Linked DNA regions of Homo sapiens: all the other regions are linked to region 2. The links are chromatin loops, found by intact Hi-C in ENCODE. Cell type or tissue: IMR-90. All regions are shown on one strand.

What was found. Hi-C counts contacts between places; a loop is a spot of excess contacts. Peaks named below come from ENCODE experiments on the same cell type or tissue, not always from the same donor. Only the 100,000 strongest peaks of a DNase experiment are listed, where the experiment ranks them.
Region 1: a loop joins it to region 2, with 8 times the contacts of the local background. A loop is called at or near these places in 3 of 110 quality-filtered maps.
Region 3: it touches region 2 in a loop (4-fold over the local background); 9 of 110 quality-filtered maps call a loop at or near these places.

Annotation. Positions count from the first base shown.
Region 1 is chr5:123,343,085-123,348,084 of GRCh38, reverse strand. It overlaps CEP120 (centrosomal protein 120), which reads left to right. Exons shown (of 20, transcript NM_001375405.1): 20 at 1,332-3,193. The coding sequence ends at 1,566. Among named protein-coding and RNA genes, the nearest start is that of CEP120, 78 kb to the left of the region's middle. In IMR-90, a CTCF peak has its summit at 3,060; no DNase peak of the experiment used is centred here.
Region 2 is chr5:123,155,378-123,160,377 of GRCh38, reverse strand. PRDM6 (PR/SET domain 6) reads right to left here. Exons shown (of 8, transcript NM_001136239.4): 4 at 4,367-4,494; 5 at 740-864. Among named protein-coding and RNA genes, the nearest start is that of PRDM6-AS1, 68 kb to the right of the region's middle. RefSeq lists a silencer at 2,251-2,470. In IMR-90, a CTCF peak has its summit at 1,920; DNase peaks (open chromatin) are centred at 1,997, 2,457 and 3,287; H3K27ac peaks cover 157 bases; H3K27me3 peaks cover 838 bases.
Region 3 is chr5:123,090,147-123,095,146 of GRCh38, reverse strand. PRDM6 (PR/SET domain 6) reads right to left here. Exons shown (of 8, transcript NM_001136239.4): 2 at 4,541-5,000. PRDM6-AS1 (PRDM6 antisense RNA 1) reads left to right here and starts at 4,831. Exons shown (of 2, transcript NR_146771.1): 1 at 4,831-5,000. In IMR-90, no CTCF peak of the experiment used is centred here; no DNase peak of the experiment used is centred here; H3K4me3 peaks cover 545 bases; H3K27ac peaks cover 1,975 bases; H3K27me3 peaks cover 3,892 bases.

The DNA.
Region 1 (5,000 bases), 190 kb before region 2:
TGGCTACCGAAGAGTCAGTGCAGTTAGGGACGTTCATGGAAGTAGTGTTCAGTATTCAGTACTGGTAAATCACCTCTGGGGTGTTCTTACCACTGTGCAACACACTTTAAGGGAAATCAGCTACCTAGAGAGCTTCCAATGGCATGTGACCAGGACAGTAAGGGGCAATATATCATGCCATCCAAGAAGTGGTTAAGAGAGTGAGGGAGTTTGAGACCAGCCTGGAAAACATAATGAAATGTCGTCTCTAAAAACAATATATATATACAAAATTTAGCCGGGTGTGGTGGCATGGCCTATAGTCCCAGCTACTCGAGAGGCTGAGGTGGGCAGATCCATTGAGCCCAGGAGGTCGAGGCTGCAGTGAGTTGTGATCACACCACTGCACTCCAGCCTGGGCGACAGAGTGAGACCTTGTCTCAAACAAACAAAATATACTAAGTATTATTATTACTGCTCCAGTTTCAAGACAGTTTGATCAACAGTATTCTATTGGAAATACCCAAATCGCAGGTCAGCATCTACTCTCCTTTTCTTATCCCCAAATGAGATTATAACAAACATAACTTGAAGATATCCATACAAAACCTTAACATGCATATGCCCTTTGAACTAGGCATATGTAAAGAATTTCACTTTCTACAAATAGAGATACAACTCAACTCCATAATAGTAGGGAATTTTTTTCTTGGTTCACTGCACTATCCCCAAAACGTGTTTGGCACAAATAAATGTTTGTTGAATGAATTTTTAAAAATATGTTCAATACAACAACAAAGGTTTAGGAGCAACCTAAAGACCAATAATAAAGGATGACTAAATGATGATACCCCAAATGATGGAATATTATAAAACAATTTAGAGGAACATTTAATGATATTAAAAAATCTCTATATAAATGAGAAAAGTAGTATACAGAATTGCATATGTAGTATCAAGTTTTTCAAAAAATACATATTTTAAGTACATATATGCATTTTTTAAACTTGAAAATACAGAAAAATATTACTCAAATTGGGATCACATTACAGATGATTTTTATTGTCTTTACACAGCTCCAAAATATCTAGTTTTCATGTATTTTGTCACAGCTCCAAAATATCTAGTTTTCATGTATTTGTAATTAGAAAAACAAGTATTGTTTTTAAAGTTGCCTTTTATAAATGTGCAGACTCTGACTAGCCAAGTGGAACACTGGTTTTTTTTGGTTTGTTTTCTTCCTGAAAATATTACTAAAACCTTGTCTTACCATTGAATCATTTTGTTTTTAAATAGTGACATTAAGAAAACCAACACAGTTGCTACAGTGGCATTTGTTCTTGACTTCTCAGGTTAAGGCAACAAGAGCAAAAACAATACCAGGATTCCACAGAGATTGCAAGTGGAAAAAAGGATGGCCCCCATGGCAGTGTATTGGAAGAAGGTTTGGATGATTATTTGACTCGCCTGATAGAAGAAAGGGATACTTTGATGAGAACGGGTGTGTATAATCACGAGGATCGAATAATAAGTGAACTCGACCGACAGATCAGAGAGATTTTGGCAAAAAGCAATGCCAGTAATTAATAACATTTGGAAAAGCTTTATAGAGACTCTAAGTCTAAATTTTAATTTCTTTGTAAAAACCTCAAAAGTGAGGAAAATGGATGTTTTAAAATGGTATTTTCAATTTTTTATAAGCAAAATTTTGTATGTTATTGTATAGTATTTATTTGATCTTATTTACTTTATGCTACCTCTCCCACACTGGTTTTATTTGTAATTTGCATTTATATACTCATTTTAAATGACTTTTCAGTGTTTTTCATAGTTTATAATCTGATGGCTAACTAACTTTCAAAACAGCTTTTAACTAAGTTTGTTGTAGGAGAAATGACTGCGGTAATTTCCAGTTCTATAATGTTTCATGTTGAGCCAAAAGAGTATATCTTGCACTTTAAAAACGCTGCGTCCTATTCCATTTGAATGTAAATTCTTAAAAGTTGAGACCAATTGTAACCAGTTTAACTCATTTTAGATGACCTTTTTTTCTTATAATATTTGCAAGTGACAAGTTTGAAAACAAAGCAAGATCAGTGCAGAGAAGCCACATGACATGTTGGGTGACAGATTGGTCATTTATTTAAATAAAGTTAATACAGATTAAATTTGTTTCAAGAGCTATTGAATTTTCAAATTTTCAGTGTATTTATAACTTTTAAGAACATGAAGTATTAGCTTAATATAGTTTTCTCTGTTGGTTTCTTCCTCAAGTTTGCATTGTTTTCTTTTGTTAAAATTAGAGATTTCTTTTTATTTTCCAGTTATAGTAATACTAGCTGTCAGCTTAAACCCTCTGTAATAGAACATGGAAACAGACACATAAAGACATTAGCTGAAAAAATAGAGTGAAAATCAACTATTTTTTACTCCCGCTAATTTCAATCAATCGTTTTCAAAAGCGCACGAGATTCACTCATTGGATTTATGCAGTGCCCTGTCTGTATAAAAACTCTTAAGAGTTCCTTTATATCATATTCTTCAGAGCCAACATTTGTCCTCAAAGCAACGTTTCCCACCTCCTTTTACTGAGTACTGAAAAAGTTTTAGCAAAGTCACAGATTAGGTTGAATTTCAAAATATATGTACTTTAAAAAGTTCTGATTTCCAAATATAATAAAGTTAAAATTAAGTATATACTTTAGGAAGTTACCAATAACTTCCATCAAAGCAGAGTAGGATATATGGTAACATTAATTTTCGGTCATTTCAAATGAGGTATATTTCTTATTAGGGAAATTAAAGTCCCTATATTTATTATATATTTTTTCCTTATTAACAGAGTATTAATCTAGTAAAAAATAACCCAGCAGTAAATAATAAAGAAATTACTGAATGAGAGGATAATGAATCTGAATCATAGCAGGAATTTGCAATATTAATTATGGTTAGCTATTTTTCTCTCATTGATTTTTGTGCCACTTGAATGGAACAGAAGCAAGCCTTATGTTTTGGAAGGTCTGCGGTAAAATGCTGTGACTGTTTACTTTCAATTGCATTGTGTGTTGCCTGTGACTGCTTTCAAACGCTAGAGGGGGCCTCTGATTTAAAGAAATAAAAAGGACTTTTCTAAAATGGATGTGTAGTTTATTTTGCCTTTTGTAAAGCTCTTTTGGCTATTGTAACTTAACAAATAAAATCATAATTGTGTGCATCTCTGAGTTCTTGAGCAGCCTGTTACTTCTGTTTCTAAACAGAGTGGGCATAGTGTTCGGGTTTTCCTATTTCAAATGACTGTCTTTTTTTCTCAAGTGTTTACATACTATTTTTTGTCTTACAACTAGGGGAGTCTGAAATATTAACACTGTTTTGTAGTCCTTTTAGCAATACCCATTCCATTTGTAAGTGGCATCGAATGTTTTTACACTGATTTTGCCTAGGAGTTAATGAGTATGACCACAGTAGATAAATCAGTGAGTGGGTGCAGGCATGGGTGGGTGAATAAGTTTCCTAGTAACAGGAAAATATCAAATATTTTAGGGTAAAATCAGATTTACCTTTAAAATTTCTGTGGTTTTTCATGGAGAAAGTCTAGTTTCCATGTTTAATGCGGGCATGTACTGCATAGGAGGGGTGTGTAATCTACCAGGTATATCTAATACCATGTCTGTATAAACATAGGAGTTCCCTTGCAGATAAATCCTAGTAATTTCTATCTGGACCCGAATTCCTGTTGCTTCAAGCAGATGTGGGGGTTTGAGTGTGATTTAAGGACGTATTAGGGCCTCTGCTGATGGGGAGACAGTCTTGTCTGACCAGATGATTTTCTCCTCTACTTCCTGTCCAGATGCTGCCCAGCCTGAATCTGAATTCACAGATTGTCCCAGTATATACTGCTTGTTTGCAGCCACTTCAGAATGGACCGACCTGTTTTTTACAGTCCATAGGAAGGGCCCTCTGGTAGCTATATATGGACTTAAAAGATGTGTTCTCACTAATACCATTGTGTCTAGCTTTATTGAATACCTAAATTTTTTATTAAAATAATTGATATAATTCACACAACGTAAAATCACCATTTTAAAGTATAAAATTCAGTGTTTGATACAGTCACAAGGCTGTACAACCACCACCACTATTTAAGACATTTTTATCACCCCAAAAAGAAACTCCTGTACCCATTAGCAGTCACTCCTCATTCTCTTCTATCCCAGCCCCTAACTACTAATCTTTTGGTCCCTTTGGATTTGCCTATTCTGGGCATTTCATATAAATGGAATCCCAAATTGGATATTTAAAATAGAAAATATTAGAAAACCTAAAGCATATCTTTTTCTATCACTAGTTTCTATATGTTTTGTCAGATATTGAATTAAATGATACAGAGATCCAGAAGGCCAACATAAGGGCATAATATTCATCATAATATTCATCATCCATTGGGAATAGAGTTCAACTCTTCTTGTATCTATCACCTGTAAAGCACTGACCAAAAATAATAGTGAAAAGTAGATAATGTTCTAGCAATTCTGATGCTGAAAATGGGTTATTGACACAAGGCTTGTGTCATATCATTGGTATCTCATCAAAATTGCACACTCTTCCATGCTTTACAGAGTTTGGAGATAAAGTGAAGCAGTGTTAACCAGAATGTGAGGGCTGCGAGGGCAGCGACCAGGTCTATCTTAGTTTCTTCCAGAATTAAAAGAGTACCGGCCATAAGTAGGCACTCAGATAATATTCGCTAAATTCATAAAGAAATGAAAAGATTGTGTATGGTCTACCTGTCAAAATAGATGTAAAAAATTTGACGGCTGAAATGCAGGGGAAAGTAGGCCTCCATGGCCTCACTGACAGGTTTATGAACTTGTTGTCTGACTGCCCATGCCCTATAGAAGTGGAGGAGTTCTGTTTGTTGGATTGTTTTTTGCTTAAAAAAAATAATAATAAAAGTTTGCTTTAAATTCATAGATGCAGAAAGTAGACTAGCGGTTTCCAGGGGCTGGAAGGAACTAGGGGAA
Region 2 (5,000 bases):
CCTAATTCTGTTCCAAATACGAAATCACTTTAAAATACTTTTCAAATAACTGATAGAGCAGAAATATAAAGTTTACATGAAAGTTGCTGCAAGTTCACATTTGCCTAGATGTTAATTCTTTTAAAGATAATGGTTGGCACGGTAATAAAGATAGGAGAAAATTACATGTTTCCAGACATGGTTTTAGACAAAAAATTTAGAAAGACACAAATTCCTCAGTCACATATCTACCATTTTAAATATTATTTCTCATGCAAATGACTATGTAGGAGGAAGCACACCCAATCAACTAAAGGGGTGTTACCCCTGATTAAATGTCATTGCTTTCTTATTACTTCATTTTTGCATACAGTGTGGCTCCCACAGGACTGTACATCCCTTCAGAGCAGAAGGTGAATCTTACACTGCTCTTGTAATCCCTAAGGTGGCAAGCATAGAACCAGACACATAGTAGGTACTCAGTGAATACCAGCTGACTTAACTTGCTTCAACTATTATTTAAAATTCTGGCAAAGGCTTTGAAGTTGTTGATAAGTGAAGGACTGGCCCATACAGGTTAAGATGCCCTAGAGAAAGCAGATGACATGCAGGGAAAAGAAAACGATGGAATAGACTTGTATATGTTTGTGTTACTTATTACAGTGAACCACGTTTCATGAGTTTCAAAAAAAGCTCTTAAAAAGTTAGCTTTGAAATAGGTATATTGAAATGTGAATTCAGAGCTAAAATAAATTCTTACAGTTTTCATCCTGGGCAATGCATTGTAAGGGGATCCCAAAGAAAGACGTATAGCTGTCATTGTACCACACCAGAAGCTCGGTGCCCCTAGGGATATCTATACAGGCTCGGTAGAATATATTCGACCTATTCAAAACAAAAGAAAACCCAGCTTAGTAATACATAGGACTCATGTGCCCCCATCCATATTTTTATTGCCCTGAAAAAGTTCTACGCAGCTCCATCTAAACAGTTTCTGTTTGTAATAAATTTACATCCAACTGATTGTCCCCAGCAACCAATTAGAGTCTGTAACTCAGTGTGATAAACAGCATTCAATTTATTTCCACAATGACCCTCCCTAGAATGAACTGGCTGAAGAGACAGATATTTAGCCCAGGAGACATCAGAAAGGAAGAATTAATTTTAAAAAAATTTCATCTCACACTAATGAGAAAATTCCCTCCTGGAAAATTGCAAAGACACTGGTGCCCCAACCTCATATATAAATACTATTGATTTCTTATTTGAAGGAAAAGCATTAAATGTATTATTGCAACTTGGCATTGGGAATTCCAAAATTTGTAATAAAATTAAGCAGCTTTGTGATATAAGGACTCAGGGAAATAAAAATCTTCTCCACTGCTCTTCTAAAGTTTGATACAGGAGAAGAGAAAAACCCTCTGATGTGAAATGGATGGAAATTCAATAAATACAAGAGGAGCACTTTACTCTGGCTGAAAGATTACACTCTGAAACGATACAGTGAAGGTACTGAAAAATGAACATTTTTTATAATAGCTTTGGTACTGTAAAAAAAAAACCTACAGATTAAAAAAATGAGGAGACTGAGACTGGTTTTCTCAATGAAGAACTGCTATTACAAATATGAACCTCAAGTTCAAGATAAAAGTGTGTAGGGTTGGTGGGCCTTAAATTTCTCCTTTCTGTAAGGAATTGGCTGTAGCAGGGCAATTTGTTCCTTGTATAACACTGCAGACATAAGGCGAATGCTTCTCCACATTTTTCATGGCAGTGAGATATGCACTTGTCAACATATTTTGTCACCACAAAGTGGCTCTTGGCAATAGGATCATAAAGATCAATAAAAAAGTGCAGATTCTCAATATTGTACTTGCAGCTGCAAAAATTTCATTTATCTTGTTATTTTCCTTACTTGCTGCCATTCTGTCTCATGAGGGCACTGCTAGCTAAGCAGAATGTTTTTCCCAACATTCTATGAATATCTGACAAAAACTCCAGCCAGTTGCCTAGCTCTTGCTACCCTTCCTCCCTCTGCATCTCCAAGAGCTCTGCATTTTATTAATTCTTTCCACTGCTACATAAAAAAATCAAAATTGGAGCTGAGCTATAAATCACTGGCATCTTCTAACTTGAGAAAAATTGAGTCTACTTTGTACTTCACCCTTGCAACATTTCATCTCTCGGTTTGGCTTCCCTTAATATAAACACTGCGCCCAGCAAATGAATGTGCTAAAACCAAATGACACACTTTGCTGCTGAAAGAGCAGAACTGTTTTCGAGCAATGGGTGGTCTTCTGAGGCACCGAATAGGCCGAAAGGCGGAAAAAAATGTGTAAGCGTACACCATTCCTTACAAGTGGGCAGAGCTTCCAAAACTCGCAGAAATCTCTGCATGTTGAAGCACATCAAAGGGATTTTTCCCTTTTCAGATAATATTTCCTTTGCTGACATGTATTTAGTATTGTGGTTGGATGACTCATAAAGATAGCTTCATGGCGTCCCAACGCAGTTGAAGTGGAACACATGCCAATAAACATTATTGTCAGCCTCAAAATAAAAACAAAACGTTCAGCTAAGGGTCAATCAATCAAGTGTGCTTTGAAGAAAATTCCATTTAGATATTACAAATCATAACAGAATGAATTTAAACCAGCTGACTTTTTGTGAAGAGGACATTCATGTACAATAAAAATTAGCCTGGCTCTTCAGGGTCCAACTTTTCTATTTTCTTACTCTTGGACGTGGTCACTGGTGATGAATGCCAGTTTTTAAAATTGGGCTTTTGTATTTCATTTTGTAAAGATCTGAAGTAATCGAAAACAGATCGGCAGAGAGAGCTCATAGTGTAAGCGCCGTCATGAAAGGGGGAGTTGTAAAAAACCCACTTAATATTGACAGATAGGCAATGACTTACCCGTGCCCACCTTCCTCTTAGGGGGTTCTTGTTTTCCCAAATTCAGAATTTGCCTCTATAGCTCCCTGGGTACCCATTACAGAACCAAACTATCTCTTACTAAGTGGACAAGTACAATCTTCACTAATTTTCTAGCTCAGAGTTTTATAAAAAACCTCACAACAGAAATGCAGCTGTAATAAAGGTGAATAAAGCCCACATACAGCAGTGTAATGAAATACTGTCTTGTGCTACTTCATTTAAACTGTTATTTAATGAAATAAAACTGCACTGAAAACCAAGGCGGTGAGTCACATACTGCCCACATTTTTTTTAATTGAAGACCTCAGAGAGCAAGCCAAATTTGTGCAGCCTTTAACCAACAAGGGGAAGAAAGTTAAAAAGAAAAAACTTAAGCTTCGTTTAAAAAAAAAAAAAAAGGAAAGGAAAATAAATAGCCATAGGCAGGACTCCAAGTTGCTGAGCACAGAGCCCTCTGCTTTGATGTGTCTGTGGTGCCTAATAAAGCTAAACAGTTGCTTCTGATTCTAAAGAGAACACGGCTGTTTATAACTGAGGTCATATATTTATATAGCACACGTTTTCGAGGGATTTTGAGAGAAGAAGGCTTAGTGGTGGGGCTTTTTTCCTATTTGATTTGTTTTTGCCCTCTCATCTCCACTCCAGCCTTCCTTAGCACTAAGTGGAAATGCTTCACCAGCAGGTGCACTGAGAAGAACTGGCTGAGTGTCCGGGGAATCCACCCTGCTTCTCAGCTCCCCAGAGGCCTCCCTATGTGGACCCCCTAAGGGAAATGGGGATGGCTCCACCCTGCCTTTGTTATCCTCTGTGTTTTGCCCATACCTTTCAGGAAACCAGGGGCTTCTCTATGCCCGGAAACTGCCTCATCAACTGAAACAAATCCTGAATCATCAAAGGGCCAAACCCACTGCCACCTTTAGACGGAGCAGGAGAGTTACCCTGGCTCTGTCACTGCCACTAAGTCTAACGGTTTTGGAAAGGTATCCTTGGGAAGGTAGCGAGTTCTTGGTTTCCCATGCTGTTGTGCAAATAAAGCTATTCCTCAAAGGAGACAGCATGAAGGAGACTGAAAGCAAGAGACCTGAGGCTGAATCTCTGACCTTCTACTTATCTGTGTGAAGACGACTGCTTGGGAAAAGCACCCCAAGTCAGTGGGTTTGCTGGGCTCATTCAGACCATTCTGGAAGTTCTAATGATGTGGGAGTAACTTCACCATGTGCACGGAGTGAAGGAGGCCATCTACGAGCACTTTTAATCCTAAATGTTCATGAATGCTCTTACTGTCATAGGAACTAAGGAGGTTTCAGAAACCTAGCAAAAAAAAAAAATGTCTGCCAGTCCTTGCAGAGTTCTGCAGGATTTTTTTTACCCACCAGTGGCAAGCCTGAATTTGTATATGCAAGCCAAATGGCTTCAGCTCTGTAGGTGGTAAATCAAGATATACTTTACCTGTACTGAACTACTGTTAGATTCTGTTCTCCGCAGTGCCTTGCACATCGGATATACCTCATCCAGCTCGACTTACTAGGTTCCCCACCATCAATAAAGTGCTGTAGTGTCCCATCCTGGTCATATATCTGGAGAAGAGGTCAGAAGGTCAAGTAGTTAGAACGAATCATCAGCAATCATTTTCCCTACTTCCCTTGGTGTCTTTATGTGTCAGCTGCAGAAATTTATTGCCCTTAGGTTTGCTAGTGCTTATTGATGCTTGTGGACAACTCAACCGGAATAACAGGAAAATATGTTTTGATGATGCAAGTCGATCATGTTTTTCTTATCAAGCCAATCTTCTCTGTATTAAACATATTTGTGGTATCTCACGGATGTGACCATATTTCCCAAAGAATATTTAACTTATTTTGACAGGCTAGTCTTAAATAATGAGCTGCTGGATAAACAAAGCAAGCTGAAAGGAGAGGCCGCACTGACATTGTTGGAACATCCACATTCGAGGCCCCCCAGTCTCAAACACACAACTGCCCAGAGGCATTCGGGAGGCAGTAACTGTCTGTTCAACAGGCTGGGCGACACCCAGCAGAAGGCAGTTGGAGAGTTATGGAGCCGTAAAGAACTGGCAAAACAG
Region 3 (5,000 bases), 65 kb after region 2:
CTAGAAGCAGATCCAGAGGCGAGGCAGGTTTGCCTGGCCGCCGGAAGGGGAGCCAATTGATTTCAGTCTCGACCCTGCGGGGCGGCCCAGCTCCTGGGAATTCTCTCAGGAACTCTCCCTCTACGCGAGTTTAAAGCTCCCCGCGAATCGCAAAAGCTCTGGGCGTTCTCTGCCCTGCCTGGCTGCGGGCTTGACCCTGGGACCAAGAGGGAGAGACAAAAAGAAGAGAGCAAGAAGGTGGGAGGGAGAAAATGTGGGTCTTATTTGTCTTCCGATGACTGTATTAATAAATTAAATGGGAGCGCCAGTTTGTGAGGGTGAGAGAATATTGCGCAGAGATAAACCTCGCCGGCCCCTGCCCCTGCGAGGCTGCCATATACAATGCGGAGATGATGAATAGGAGCCGCGAGAGGAGATCGAAGCGGGTCTGGGCTGGCTCCACTCTCTCCTACAAAACTATAGGGCAATTAATTGTGGCTTGTCCCCTCATCCTTCATCTCCTGGTGGCACATATCGATGGAGATTACTGCTGATGGACCATTTTATCACCTTGAATAAACAGTCGCCACCTCTTCTAACCTCAATCTAATATATGGCTGTATGTTCGGTTTCAGGGCGCTAGATAACGAAAGATGTAAAATAGCTAAATCATGTGTGTTATGGGATGAGGCTGGGCTTGCACACACGCGAGAGAGAGAGAGAGAGAGAGAGAGAAACACAAAAGCCCACGCACTGAAGCCAAAGCTCCCTCCCACCCGGACCAGGTCTGCAATCTAAGGCGCTCGCTGGTCTTTGACAGAGGAGGCGCAGGGCAGAAGGGGCGCAGTGGATGTTCCTCGGTTGCACAAAAAGCCTGCTGGTGTGCCACTGGGCTCGAAGTTGCCCAAACAGGACCTGCGTTTTCCACCTGGGTGGGAAGGGATTAGGGAAGGTCAGAAAACACTCGCCCTCCTTTGTCTCTTTCCTTGACCCCTTAGCAAGCAACCGGACAAACCAGTGTTAGGCCCAGACTCCCTTTTCTCTCCCCAGCCCCTCTCCCTAAACCCTTGGAAAGCCTGGTGTTCCCAACAAGGAAGCCTCAAGCCCCGCTCCCACACCCATGCACACACCGGCGCTGTTTCCAGCCTGTTCCCTGCGCAGGAGGGTTCCAGTAAATCGGGAGGGGACAGAGACCCCTCCCCCAACTGGGGAATTTGCAAAGTGGTCCAACTCTCCCCCGAGACACCCAAAGTGGCTCAGTTCCCGCCTCCCTCCCAGGTCCTAGGGAAGCACATCTTTACAAAAAAGGCCTGAAAAACTAATGGGCTGTGCTGAGAGAACAGCCGGGATGCTACTCAGAAACGCCAGGCGCGCCCTGTGACTGTCTCTCTCTACTTTTCAAGAGCAGGCAACGCACCAGCTCCCAGAACCCGGGAAGAGGCCACTCCGATGGAGCCTGACTAAATCAATGGCTTCAGGCAGCCCAGCAGCAAATGAGGGCAGTAATATTAGACGGGGAAGGAAGGGCCCCATCCCCCATTTATATCGCAGGAGGCACCACTTGATTTTTAAGAGAAGGCGGCAGCAGCAGCAACAGCAAAGCATTCAGAGCTTCGGTGGAAACTGTACTTCAGTCACAGGGTAAACTGATACGGAGTTAGGAACATACTGGAAAAGCTCACCCGGGTAGCTTGCAGTTTCTGCTGTTTTAAAATCTTTTAGAACGAAAGAGAGCTACAAGCCCCATCACTGTGACATTTACCATAGATGCCAATAAAGTTTCAAGGTGAAACTAGTGTTCCTAAGTTCTTTTCTTACAGAGCAATGATATGTATTGCTGATCCTAGGCAAAAAGTTACTTTGCTAAAGGGAAGGGAGAAGTAAGGAGGCACCCCCGCATCCCGCCCTTTTTATTTCGCCTTGTGAGAAAAAGAGAAAACAACTCAATACCTATCCTTTTAAGTACGAAGTGACAAAATGAAGCAATGCTAAGTGGTCACTTCACAGAATTCTTTTAGAGGGAGATGGTAAAAAAACTAAAAGAAAAACTAGGGAAATCTATACATGATAAATTAATAGGAGCTTCCCTCTGCCTCCACCCTTCCTTTCACTCCACCTCCACTCACATACAACTCGAGAATGAGGAGAAGCTTCTGTTTTTCACAGCCTTTCAATAACCATTATGCCAACTTCCCCTGCCAAAGGAAACGAGTTTCCCACTATTTGCATTTCTGACTTGTTTTAAGCCCCTACTTAGATTAAACTCAATCACGTTTCATCTTTGTAAAAGTACATCCCATGGCTTCAAATGAGTGCCTAAGCTTGCTTGTCCAGAGAAGTTCCTGGAAGAATGGGAGATCTCGTCTCCCAGCATTACACAGCGCTATCTCAGCTTTCTATTTTCTTTCTCAATTGCCCTTTAATTAGTGAGCAACGTGGGGTGTAACTCTAATAGGACAATCTAATTTTCTTTCCCTTCTGTCTTTTCCCCTGCACTTCAAACACTGAAACAATCCAGTTGGCTCAAAAGGAGATACCAGAAGATTAACACAATATAAATTATTTAAATAAAATTGTAATTTATTTTCTCCAACCAGAGAAAAAAGTTACCCAGGCAATAAACTGGTTCAATACCCATATATTAATTAGGAATCTATCCTAATTCTTTCTCGAATTAGTCTGTTTTCTCTGGTGAAAACGTATTAATTTTCCAGACTGCATTGTAAACAGTACAGGAGCTCAGCACACAGCCAGGGATTTGGGGTGTACTGCTGGTGACTTCTCTAGCATATATTTAATTCAGAAGTGAAATTGCAAGATTGATGAAGCATTCTCAGCCTGCAATGGCTATATTTCACTTAGCAGTAAGACATACCTTTTCCAAGGCAGTTTAAAAATCTTTTTATTTCATAATTTAAAATACTTGCTTCAAAAACACACATTCAAGAAATTCAGTAGGAGATAAGTATTTTTTGAAATCTGTTGGGAGAGTATAATGTTGTAAAACTTTCTGAAACTCTGAAATACAAGTCTTCTCAACTGCACAGCAAAATTAGAGTTGAAACCACTATTTTAAGCCAGTGCTTTACTCTCAAACTTCATAAAGAAAAAAGTAAATACGATTGCTCTTTCTGTTGGTAATTATTATCTCCATCACAGCTATGTCCAACATAATGAAAATATTCATAGACCTCAACCACGAGGCAGTTGCCCAGTGTTTTTTTTTTCATCAAATCAACGACTTAGGGAATCCTTTAAAGAGCTATAACTGAACTTATTTTGCTTTTACAACGAATTAAGAAGTTCACAGAGCGGTAGACATTTTGCAAGAAGCAACTTATTCAAAATTGAATAAAAATAAATGTTTTAAATTAACTTTACTCATACAGAAGCCAGACGAAGGAATGAGATGAAGAAAATAGCTGAATGAATGCTGATCTTTCAAATCCTGTATTGCTTTCAATCTGACGCTCTTAACACACTTTAATGTTATCTCCAGAAGTCTCTGGGAGCACGTTTAACACTCCCAACACAGTATAGGTGTAAACACAGTATAACTTCTGAAATTATCAAAAAGAAGCAGGTATAAAGCAGTACATATTGCTTGATCTTCATTTAGAGTTTTGCTTCAAAACCGCCAAATGGAACTGTACTTGTGATAAGCGTTTCAAATTGTGAATATAGAAACCGAAGCTACAGGAATTCTGATGTTTAGTTAGGCATTTGCTATTAACTTGGAGGAAGAGGGGAGTAAGCGTCTTTTACTAAATTACAGTCACCCTAATTTCTAAAAATAAATACATAAACCAACATGGGTTATGAATGTTTGCGGGGTCAAAGGTGCGCGGATAAAGCGGGATCAGCGGAATCGGAGGAGAACAGAAATTTTCTTCTCAGTAAGTAGCAGTCATTTTTTTTTCTTTTCCTTCTTTTTAAATGAATAGTAGATCTAAGAATACTGCCTGCCTTCAAGGAGAAACGGACTCAGTTTCATCTAAAATTCCTACTCCAGTGAGGCCTGGCCAGCGAACAGCTCCCGCCGGTTCCCCCACAACCCCGCGGCCCGAAAATGACCCCTCCAGAGGTGGGGTGGAGAGTAGCAAAAACAAGCCCTGGTCTGCGTGCTCCCCAGAGACGCTGAGGGTCCCTCCCTCGTCCCGGCTAAGGCCAGGCAGGGCCTGACCCAGACACCCCCTGTCACACGCTGCCAGTACCCGCCTGGCCCCGGGCACTGTCCGGCGGGAGGGCAGAGGTCTGTTAGGCCGGGTCCACGGTAGACTCCGGCCCCAAACACTTGGGACTGTGAAGCAGGTGAGGAGAGGGAGGGAGAGGGAACCCCAAAGTGCCACCGGCCGTCCCATCCGTTCTCTTTCCTTCTCCAACGCCAGAAAACTTTTGTCACAGAGATCGGGGAGGCGCGGGCCAGCGGCCAGGACCAGGTGCTCCCCACCCACCCGGCCCCGTGTCACTCCTATCCGACCCGCCTCCCTGACAGGCACCCGCGCCCGCCGGCGCCGGCGCCGGCGCCCCGGGAGAGAGCGCGCGGGCTGCGGCTACGTACGGTTGTTGGGGTCGCTGGTGTGCTGGTTGAGCGGGATGATCTCCATGCGCTGCTGGCCATACAGGTAATAGTCCAGCTCCTCTGCGCTGCAGCGGAAGCGCGGGGCGCCGCGACCCTCCCCGCCGCCGCCGCCACCACCACCGCACTTGACGGGCCCGGGGCCGGAGGTGGCGCCGAGGCACAGTTCCTTGGGGGGCAGCGGCTCGGCGGCGACGGCAGCGGCGGCTAGAGGCGCGAACACCGGCAGCTGCGACACCGGCAGGGCCGAGAGACCAGCCAGCGCGGCGGCAGCGGCCGCAGCAGCGCAGGAGGAGGCGGAGGAGGCGGAGGTGGAAGAGGAAGCCGGCGTGGACGAGGCGGAGGAGAGAGAGGCGGGCCGCGGGCGCAGGCTGTCCGGCGGAGGCTCAGCGCGCTCCGGGGGCGGGGGCGGCGGCGGCGGCTGAAGAGGCTGCGGCGCGCT